2 separate regions of the Homo sapiens genome follow, and region 1 is linked to region 2. A link is an interaction called in ENCODE POLR2A ChIA-PET data of the cell type or tissue named here. Cell type or tissue: MCF 10A. All regions are shown on one strand. Each heading gives the region's core, and the rest is flanking DNA. Links, peaks and the distances in the headings are about the cores only.

Region 1 (4,409 bases), core at 132-4,131, 60 kb before region 2:
AAACTGGGCAACACAAAAACAGGATGATTTCATTCTCACTGGGAGTTAGATTGCTTTTAAACACCAAACTGGCACAGCATTGTCACCTAGGAAGGTGTGCAGATGGGAAGTAATCTTACTCAATAAAATCTAGGTCTAAAGAGGATACTTTATTCCTGTGCCCTGAAAATGCTATCCTTTCTATTTTATACTTACCTGAGGGCCTTGAGTGACTCCTGGGGTCAGAGGATTTCCAAGGATATACTTCTTAGCCCGCTCAACACTCCTTCGAACAAACTCATCATAAATTGATTCTTCCACAAAAATCCTGGATGCGGCTATACAACACTGGCCCTGGTGGTAGAATACCCCATGGTGTGCAAATTCAACAGCATTGTCCACTGCGAAGAAGACATTCACATTAAAGATATATTTTATAAAAATTATATATTTTATATGTTTCTCAGAGGCAACATGGAGATAAAGAAAAATTATGAGTTGTGTAGTCAGACATGGGCTCAGTATAGTTTACCTCCTACCAGCCAGGTGGCAAATTAATCTTTCTGATCCTGCATTTACCATGGAAAAAATAGAAACATACAGAATCTGAAAAAATAGTGGTTACTATTACAACTTTAATATGGACATCACCAAGAATGTAGATTTGATCATGAGACCAAATCTCTTTGGAAATGATTTATATAAATATCTCCAATTATATAATTAGATGATTGTGATTATTTCTTTCAGGCCCCAGATTTTAAACAGATAATAAAAAAAACCTGACATGTCTATCGAATTAAATAATTTCAAAAGATTCTTAAATACTCTACTCAACAGGAAATGTGATCTTTGTGGGAAAGAAAAACAAAATAAAACAAAAACAACTAAAAAGTAACAAAAAACACTAATACTCAGAATCACTCACTCACCTTATGATTTTATTCCATCAAAGACATTTTCAAAATCTATCTAAAGTATACCGTATTATTTCATATGTGCCTATAAACTCTTATTTATTTTAGGCGATAAAATGTGCATTAAAAGGAAGAAATAGGTTGCTTCCTTAGTAGACTCTAAACAAGAATAAAATTTTCTTTGCATTTTAATTTTCTAAATGCTGAAGATTCAATTCAATGTTATAGCAACTGGGTATGATTATTATTTATTTTGTGAACTAATTACATCTGCTTAAGTTGTAGCAGAAGCAGTTTATAGACAGTCTTAGTAAAATTAGAAATCTTTCATGTTTATAGAATATTTCATAAGGTAGTGTGTTCTAAAATACTTCAATTAAGATCAAAACAGCAACATAGGCTAATTCCATGAACCATTTGTATTTACAGCCTCTAACAGATAATGCAGTTGTGAAAGAAAAAAGAATGTTTGACCATGCATTTCTGCTAATTAACTTCTATTTAGGAAATAATTGGGAAATTCTACTTGGTAATATAATCAGAATGAACCTAAAATATTATATAGTGGGGTTATATCAAATTTGTAGGTTTAATGTACATAAACTCCACTATACTTGCTAGGAAAAAATATTTAAATATTAGGTATAATTTTCTTCTGATCATTTCATTTAATGAGTGTATGACCCAGAGTGAAGGGAGAGGGCAAATGTGAAACTGCTGTCTCCTCAGTTGGTCTCAATCCAAGTCCCATTCTGGAGTATCTCATTAGCTCAATGAAATGCTAATAATCACAGATATGGAATTTAAAAAATACACCATGGCATTTAAATGCAAAATGTTTACATCATCTAGGGTTCAGCTGAGGAAATAGCAATCTATTCTAAACGAGGAAGAAATTGTGTCTATTATCTATGTGTTATAACTTTAGGATGATTTAAGAGATTTTCAAGAGTAATTTTGGACTCTTTACACTTTGATGTTAGAAGCAAATGCTTTTTTTTTTTTTTTTTTTTTTTTGTAAAGTTCAAGTTCACTTTTGGCATTATCAGACACCAAAAACGATGAAGGACGAAAAGTTAACAAAGTGGTTTCTACTCACAGTCGGCATCAGCTAACACAATGCAAGGGCTCTTTCCTCCAAGCTCCAGGGTCACCCTCTTCAGATTGCTTTTCCCGGCAGCTTCTTTGATCAACTTGCCAACCTGAAAGGGAGCATTACAAAGGAGGAGGCTTACCCTGCTCTCATGAACACAGGTTGCTTTAGCATTCTAAATTTATGTGATGTTTGTGCCACAGTAAAATTTCATTTGGGAGAAACACCAAATGGCTTTTTTTTTTGAGACGAAGTCTCACACTGTCGACTGGGCTGGAGTGCAGTGGCGCAATCTCGGCTCACTGCAACCTCCGCCTCCCGGGTTCAAGTGATTCTCTGGCAAATGGCATTTTTAAAGATCTGGCACTTTTAGATATGTAAAGCTCCCTCATCCAAGCATACAGACATAAAAGGAATCAGAAAAATGCTGATTTTTCATCAGCAAGAAAGCAGAGATATAGAACACGGATAAGTGATATTGATGGCTACGGAGGTTATTTTTAATTTTAATCAGAATATCATCTTTCTACAGATTGATCAGACTTATCATGACCCAGTCGCAACTTAGCTATTTCATTTTTTATCCCTCTTCTGGCATCCAGATAACTCTATCCAGTCAAACTGACATATTCACTACCTCTTGAATCTCATCCTTCTTCTCATTATTTGTCCACCCCAACCTGGACTGCCTTCAAGTTCTATTTTTCTTAGGGGTCCAGCTCATATCTTAGCTTCTCCTTAAATCCTTCTCTGATGACACTAGGTCAGATGCTAGAAGAAATGACAGGACCATTTCTTTTTCTAGTCTCCCAAAAAACCTCATGAAGTCTCCTTCAGAGTCTGATCCAGATTGTATTATTTGTATAGAAATACATTTCCCAAATAGATTGTTAACTCTGTGGTAGCAGTAACAATAACGTATCACTGCATACCTCTCCTCATTAGTATCTATGACAGAAGGCTCATTTAATTGCGGATTGACAGTCGTCTCTCTATCTCTTTCTTTCTCTGTCTTCCCACCCAACACACACACCTTTGAACAGTGGAACTGGATGAAAGAAATGGGATCTGTGCAGCTACTTCAGTTAGCTGGAATCCTACAGTTCTGGTTTCTTCTTTAATGCTAGTTTTCCCTTTTCAGAGGAAGACTTTGTTTTCAATTATTTTTTCCTTTGTGGATCACTTCCCATCAAGATTATTTACTATAGTTGTTTCTGGTTTTTCTATCTCTAAAAACTTGGCTGGTTCTACAATTATTTCTTTTTTATTATTTGTATGGCAGCCTTAATCCACCAACATGTTCTTTGCCTTTCTTTTTTAAAGGCAATTCACTATTTTGCTTCTTTTATTTTCTAGGTTTCTTTTTTTTACTCTGCATGTCAGATTTTAATAAAAAGTTTCTATCCCAACTGAACAAGAGAGAAATAGATGTTTCGTGAGTGTATGTTTAGATTTTATGTGGTTACTGAACTAACTGCTACTGTGAATTACAGAATAGGGCATTAATATGCTAATGTTTTCCTCCTATTTAAATATTTTATGTTTCTAAATCAAACCCCTAAAAGATTAATAAAAAATAAATTAAAAGGAGATTTGCACTAGGGAAATCCTGTCTGAAATTTCTCTTATATGCCATTCTATAACACACTTCTTATGACCACTTTCAGAAACTGAATTTTCATTTAAGATGTTAAGGAGTTTTTAATTTTGTAGATAAAAAATTTACTTACCTGTCACCCTTTGATTTCTCTAAATTCTTTCTGAATTTTTTTTATTTGTTTAATTTAGGTTTACGGAAGTAACTCCATTAAAGTAGATAACTTTTGCCTTGGAGAAGGTAATAAAATCAAATATATTTTTGTAAAAGCTACAAACGTCAAAAGAACTAGGATGAAGAATGGTTAGAAGTATGAATGAGAAAGAAAGTCTACACTTTTGCTTAGCACAAGTTTAGATGGCAAATAAAAGGCTTGAGTTTTCCCAAAAGTCTAGCTAAAGTCAAAACAAAGAGACATTAATTTTTGTCTCATGATTTCATTCCCTTATTTGGAGAAAAGTAAACGTTTATCATTTTTCTCAAAGGAGTATGCAATGAAGAAAAGATAAGAACTATTAAGACTATGGCTAAACAGTGTATTCCATGATACTGTGGCATTGCCATGTGGAGCAGAAGTAGCAAATGCCCATGAAAATGGTCTAGCTTATTATGTCTTGCATAATGTGGGTAGAGTTCTATTTTATATGAATCTAATGGGATATTGCGGTGGCTCACGCCTGTAATCCCAGCACTCTGGGAGGCTGAGGCGGGCAGATCATGAGGTCAAGAGATCGAGACCATCCTGGCTAACACGGTGAAACCCCAACTCTACTAAAAGTACAAAAAATTAGCTGGGCGTGGTGGTGGGCGCCTGTAGTCCCAG
Region 2 (4,409 bases), core at 150-4,149:
CCTGCACGTTCTGCACATGTATCCCAGAACTTAAAATATAATTAAATAAATAAATAAATATTTATCAGTTTCTTCTTTTCCCTATGAGTTTTTTATTTGCCCGGAATCGATTTTGTCTTTATGTTGTCCTAACACAATTTATTAAATGGTTCCTCTTCTGTCCCTCTTTCATTCTGTCATAAATTAATTTTTAATACATATATTACTTTGTTTCTGTTTTCTTTATTTGTTTGAACTCAATCTTTGCCCAAATATATATATTTAGTTTACATAATATGCATACAATTTTGTATACTGTTTATTTCAAAAGTTACAAAACCACTTTCCATATTTCCACATTGTTTTATAACTATAATATTTATGCCTACATACATTTTTACAACATGTGTTTTATTCATTTGCTTACTCTTGGTCAGTTAAGCTTTTCTCAATATATTTGATATTATGGAGAATGCTAAATGATTATTTCATGCGTATATCTTTTTCCTCTGCTGAGTAATATCCTTAGGTTATAATCGTAGGGATAGAAATATTGGGCAAGATTAAAGATATTTTATGGTTTTGAATATTATAAATTAAATATTGCCATACTCCATTCCAAATGATGATTTCACTTTAATATTTTAAAAAGTCCCTGATTCCAAGTTATTAGTAATGAAATGATACATTAGCTGAATTTTAATTTAAATTTATTTCATTGCGTATAAAGCTAAGCAAGTTTCCACGAGTCTCTTTATTGTGCCTGTCTCTTCATGAGTGGGCCTCCCGCTCATTCTCGTTATACTGAAGTCTTAATATTCACATGCAGATTTGAATGAGCTCTCTATAGGTTATAGGTTTATATTAGATAATATATAATTCGATTTTTTAAGGACCAAATTTATTTTAAGCTCCTACCTAGCTTTTCTTTTTTTTTTTTTTTTCATTTCATCATAAGGAACACATCACTCAAGATTAATCTTGAATTTTTGAATAGTGGCAATGGATGCTTTTTTCAGCTGCATTTTGGCACAGACATGGCATCATCTCTCTGAAACCACTGTCACTTACACCTCTGGGAACTGGAGATTGAATTACTGCTCTGCTTGGAGTTACCCGCAAAGACTGGCTTCAAAGATGAGGGTTTAAGTTTTATCCCATTCACAGCAGTGGCAGGCATGGAAGCAGAGCACAGTGAGTCATCCTCATCCCTTTGTGGGCACCCAGCTTAGCTGGTACTTCACATCTGACAGTGCTCAGCTTTTAGGTGAAGGAACATCAAGTGCTATGTTAGTTAATTACACCAAGCTTAGAATGTGACTCCTGTAGTATCTGGGAGGAGATGCACACACAACCTTTACTTCTTCACATTGGCTATTCACCAGCGTGCAATAAACCACAAAGATTTCCTTGGACTGAACCCTAAGAAGAACTAAAAGATCTCATGCTTCTTTCACTCATTTTAGCTAAGAATGTACCCTTTCACCTGTCTAGGTTTCATGATGAAAAGTGTTTTACAGATAACATCATAGCCCCTCATTCTCCCTCTCCCCACCCTCACACAGCTAGTGAGTCTTGCTCATTCAGGATTCACACATTTTGGATATATCCGCTTTTCTTTAGTTATATTGTTATCACTCATCTGGATTATTTTAATTCCTCAGTACAGCTCTCTGCTTCCGTTTTTCCTGACTTTTGCTTTTGATATTAGTGAGAACATTTTAAACTACAAGTACAGAAACTCAAACAATGCTAACAAAACAAAATTAAACCAACAGAACTTATCGAACCAAAGAATTGTAGTAAGAGAGTTGGCTGCAAATATAACTGGATACAGGGGATCAGATGATGCCATCAGGGTTCTCTTTCTCCATCCTCAGCTCTACTTTCTGACACTCTTGCTTATAATCTTAATCATACTGTTTTATAATTATGATTATATATCTTTTCTCTCCTAGATTTAAGGCAGAAATCATTTTGTCTACTTTCTCTGCCAAACACTGTACTGTAACTCCTAGCTAATGCCTGAACAAATACATGTTGATTAACTGAATGCATACATGAAATAAGATCCTAGATTTTTGTGTTAAAAGGTTATTGAAGGCCTGATGTTTCCAACCAAATGAATCTAGTTGCTCAAAAAGTAATTTGTGCTGAGGGACCTCATCTAATAATGTGGCTCAACAGGGTGGCAGAAACATGTTGGCACAGTAATTTATTTGCAATGCTGAAGACATTCTGCGGTTTGGAAGCATTTCCAGATAGTGGAGTGAAACATTATATAACAATCCAAGAGATTAAAGGCCTGAATAATGCAGTATATTAAAAGTATTTCCTTCTGGGACTTGAATCCCCTGGCTCCCAACCAGTACTCTGCATTTCTAACTACTTATATGTGAACAGTTGCTTTAAGCCTCACACATTTTAGATAAGCCAGGGCATAGTATGTGTTCATGAAATATATGTTTGAATAAATTTTAATTTCTTGTATGTTTCCATCTCATGAATATCCACAAAATGGTTATTAAAGAACAGAAGACAACCATTTTAGCAAGACTTGAACTATTATGATCAAGCACGCCCTGAAACTTTTTACTGTGTAGCCTCTTTCTCAGAGCAACTGTAGATTACTGCTTTCTTTTCTACTGACTCCCTCAAGTCCTTACCAAAGAAATGATTATTTTCACTAAGACCAGGGCACAAGAATCACAGAATTGTGGGAGACACTATTCACATATAAAACAATGTAGTCACATCAAATTCACTTGTGTTTACTAGGTTCTGATATCTGTAAGTCAAGCTAGAAGTAGAACTGTGGTGCAAACAGCAACACCGACCACAAAAATGCTCTTATGGGTACCACCACACCAAATATAAACAAGACTTCAGGTGTATACACAAGGAGTATGCCCTGTTGCAAAAGACCATACATAAGGGCCTTTTGTGTTGTAATGAGGTGCAAAGTTATGCAAATGCCATGGGAAAAGATAAAGGTGTAGATTTTCTTTTTGTGGGTTATATAACAGTGATATGAAAATTAGTTTATTATCTTTATCAGCAAATAATGCTGACTCACTGTGCAAGAAATGAAAGGTCAAACTCTAATATATAGATTAAATCCAAAGAAAAGTGCACTTTCCTCAGATGCAAGACATGGTCTTTGTCAAAAGATGCTGTATGAAGTCATATGCCCATTAGTGATTTTTATTTAATATATTAAAATATCATCATTAATATATTAAATTAATATTTAATATATTAAATTTATTTAATATATTAAATTATAAAGTAACATTCAGAACCCTATGAGATGCACCTAGTGGTGCCATCTATCAGAGATGTCACAGTTCAGGTGTGCTCTTTATTAACAGAATCATTCTTTTACATATACACACACATTAATAAATAATATATATTCTAGACAAGTAGGTTTATCTTACCCCAGGGTATTAGGGTATAAGGACTTAAGACTAGGAACTGCCTTAGAGATCATCTAGTTTCACTGTTTCATTTTTCAAGTTAGAGGAGTAATAAAGAAATATTCATTAGGTATTACAAACTACCTATAAAATACTGGATACCAATTATTTAGGCCAAGTGGGAGCCTGTTAATGATTTGCCAATGAATCCAGTCCCCCTGCAGTGATAATTTACCGTAATTATTGAGCAGTTTTCCAAAATGCCTTGTTTCTCATTTAGCGTTTTACATTTTCTATAGTGGTTTCATAATTTTCAGAAATGTGAGACAAATAGTTGGCAATTTAGTGGTGGTGGGGGCAGTGATAAAATTGTCTACAGGTATCCAAATAGACACAACACTTTAGGGCCCCACATTTCAGTGGTCCACTTTGAACTGTAGATTATTGTTTTCTTTTTTTTTTTTCTTTTTCACTTCACTGGAAAGATATTTTGTCCATTTTATTCTGCTTCGTATCCTGAGTTAATCTGAAAGAAGATTCTGATCTACATTTTTGGCTCTTTAACGAGTAGATTTCTTGATATAGTCTCAAGTGTTAGTTCTTTGATCTTCTACCGAAGCCTGCTACTCACAGAGGGAGTTATTGTGTATGCTGGGCTTTGGGGGAAAGTGTGCTTTGAATAACCCTACCTCTGTTCTATGTTACTGCTCAGATCTTTATCTCACGTCCCTTAGTATTTTGTAAACCCTTTTCAGCTGTTGCCAGCATTACTCGCTGATAGCTTAACTACATTAAGGGAGATGTGTTTATGAACAATGGAGAGTGTCTTTCATTCATCTTTGGGCTTTTCATGATAAACAACTGATTTTCTTAATAGTTAACCTAACATGTTTTGAAAAGACTTATAAAAAGACTATGCTGAAGGATTAAGGAAATGCTGACTCTCTCAAACAAAATCCAGAACCGCGAAAGATTTATCACTGGAAGCAGAGTTCCCCACGGGGACGTCCA

The links. Peaks named below come from ENCODE experiments on the same cell type or tissue, not always from the same donor. Only the 100,000 strongest peaks of a DNase experiment are listed, where the experiment ranks them.
Region 1: POLR2A ChIA-PET joins it to region 2 with 5 read pairs; 2 of 35 experiments call an interaction of 5 or more read pairs at or near these places.

Annotation. Positions count from the first base shown.
Region 1 is chr9:72,916,725-72,921,133 of GRCh38, forward strand. ALDH1A1 (aldehyde dehydrogenase 1 family member A1) reads right to left here. Exons shown (of 13, transcript NM_000689.5): 8 at 1,996-2,098; 9 at 196-380. Among named protein-coding and RNA genes, the nearest start is that of ALDH1A1, 34 kb to the right of the region's middle. In MCF 10A, for the core only: no CTCF peak of the experiment used is centred there; no DNase peak of the experiment used is centred there.
Region 2 is chr9:72,976,682-72,981,090 of GRCh38, forward strand. No RefSeq gene overlaps it. Among named protein-coding and RNA genes, the nearest start is that of ALDH1A1, 26 kb to the left of the region's middle. In MCF 10A, for the core only: no CTCF peak of the experiment used is centred there; a DNase peak (open chromatin) is centred at 2,230.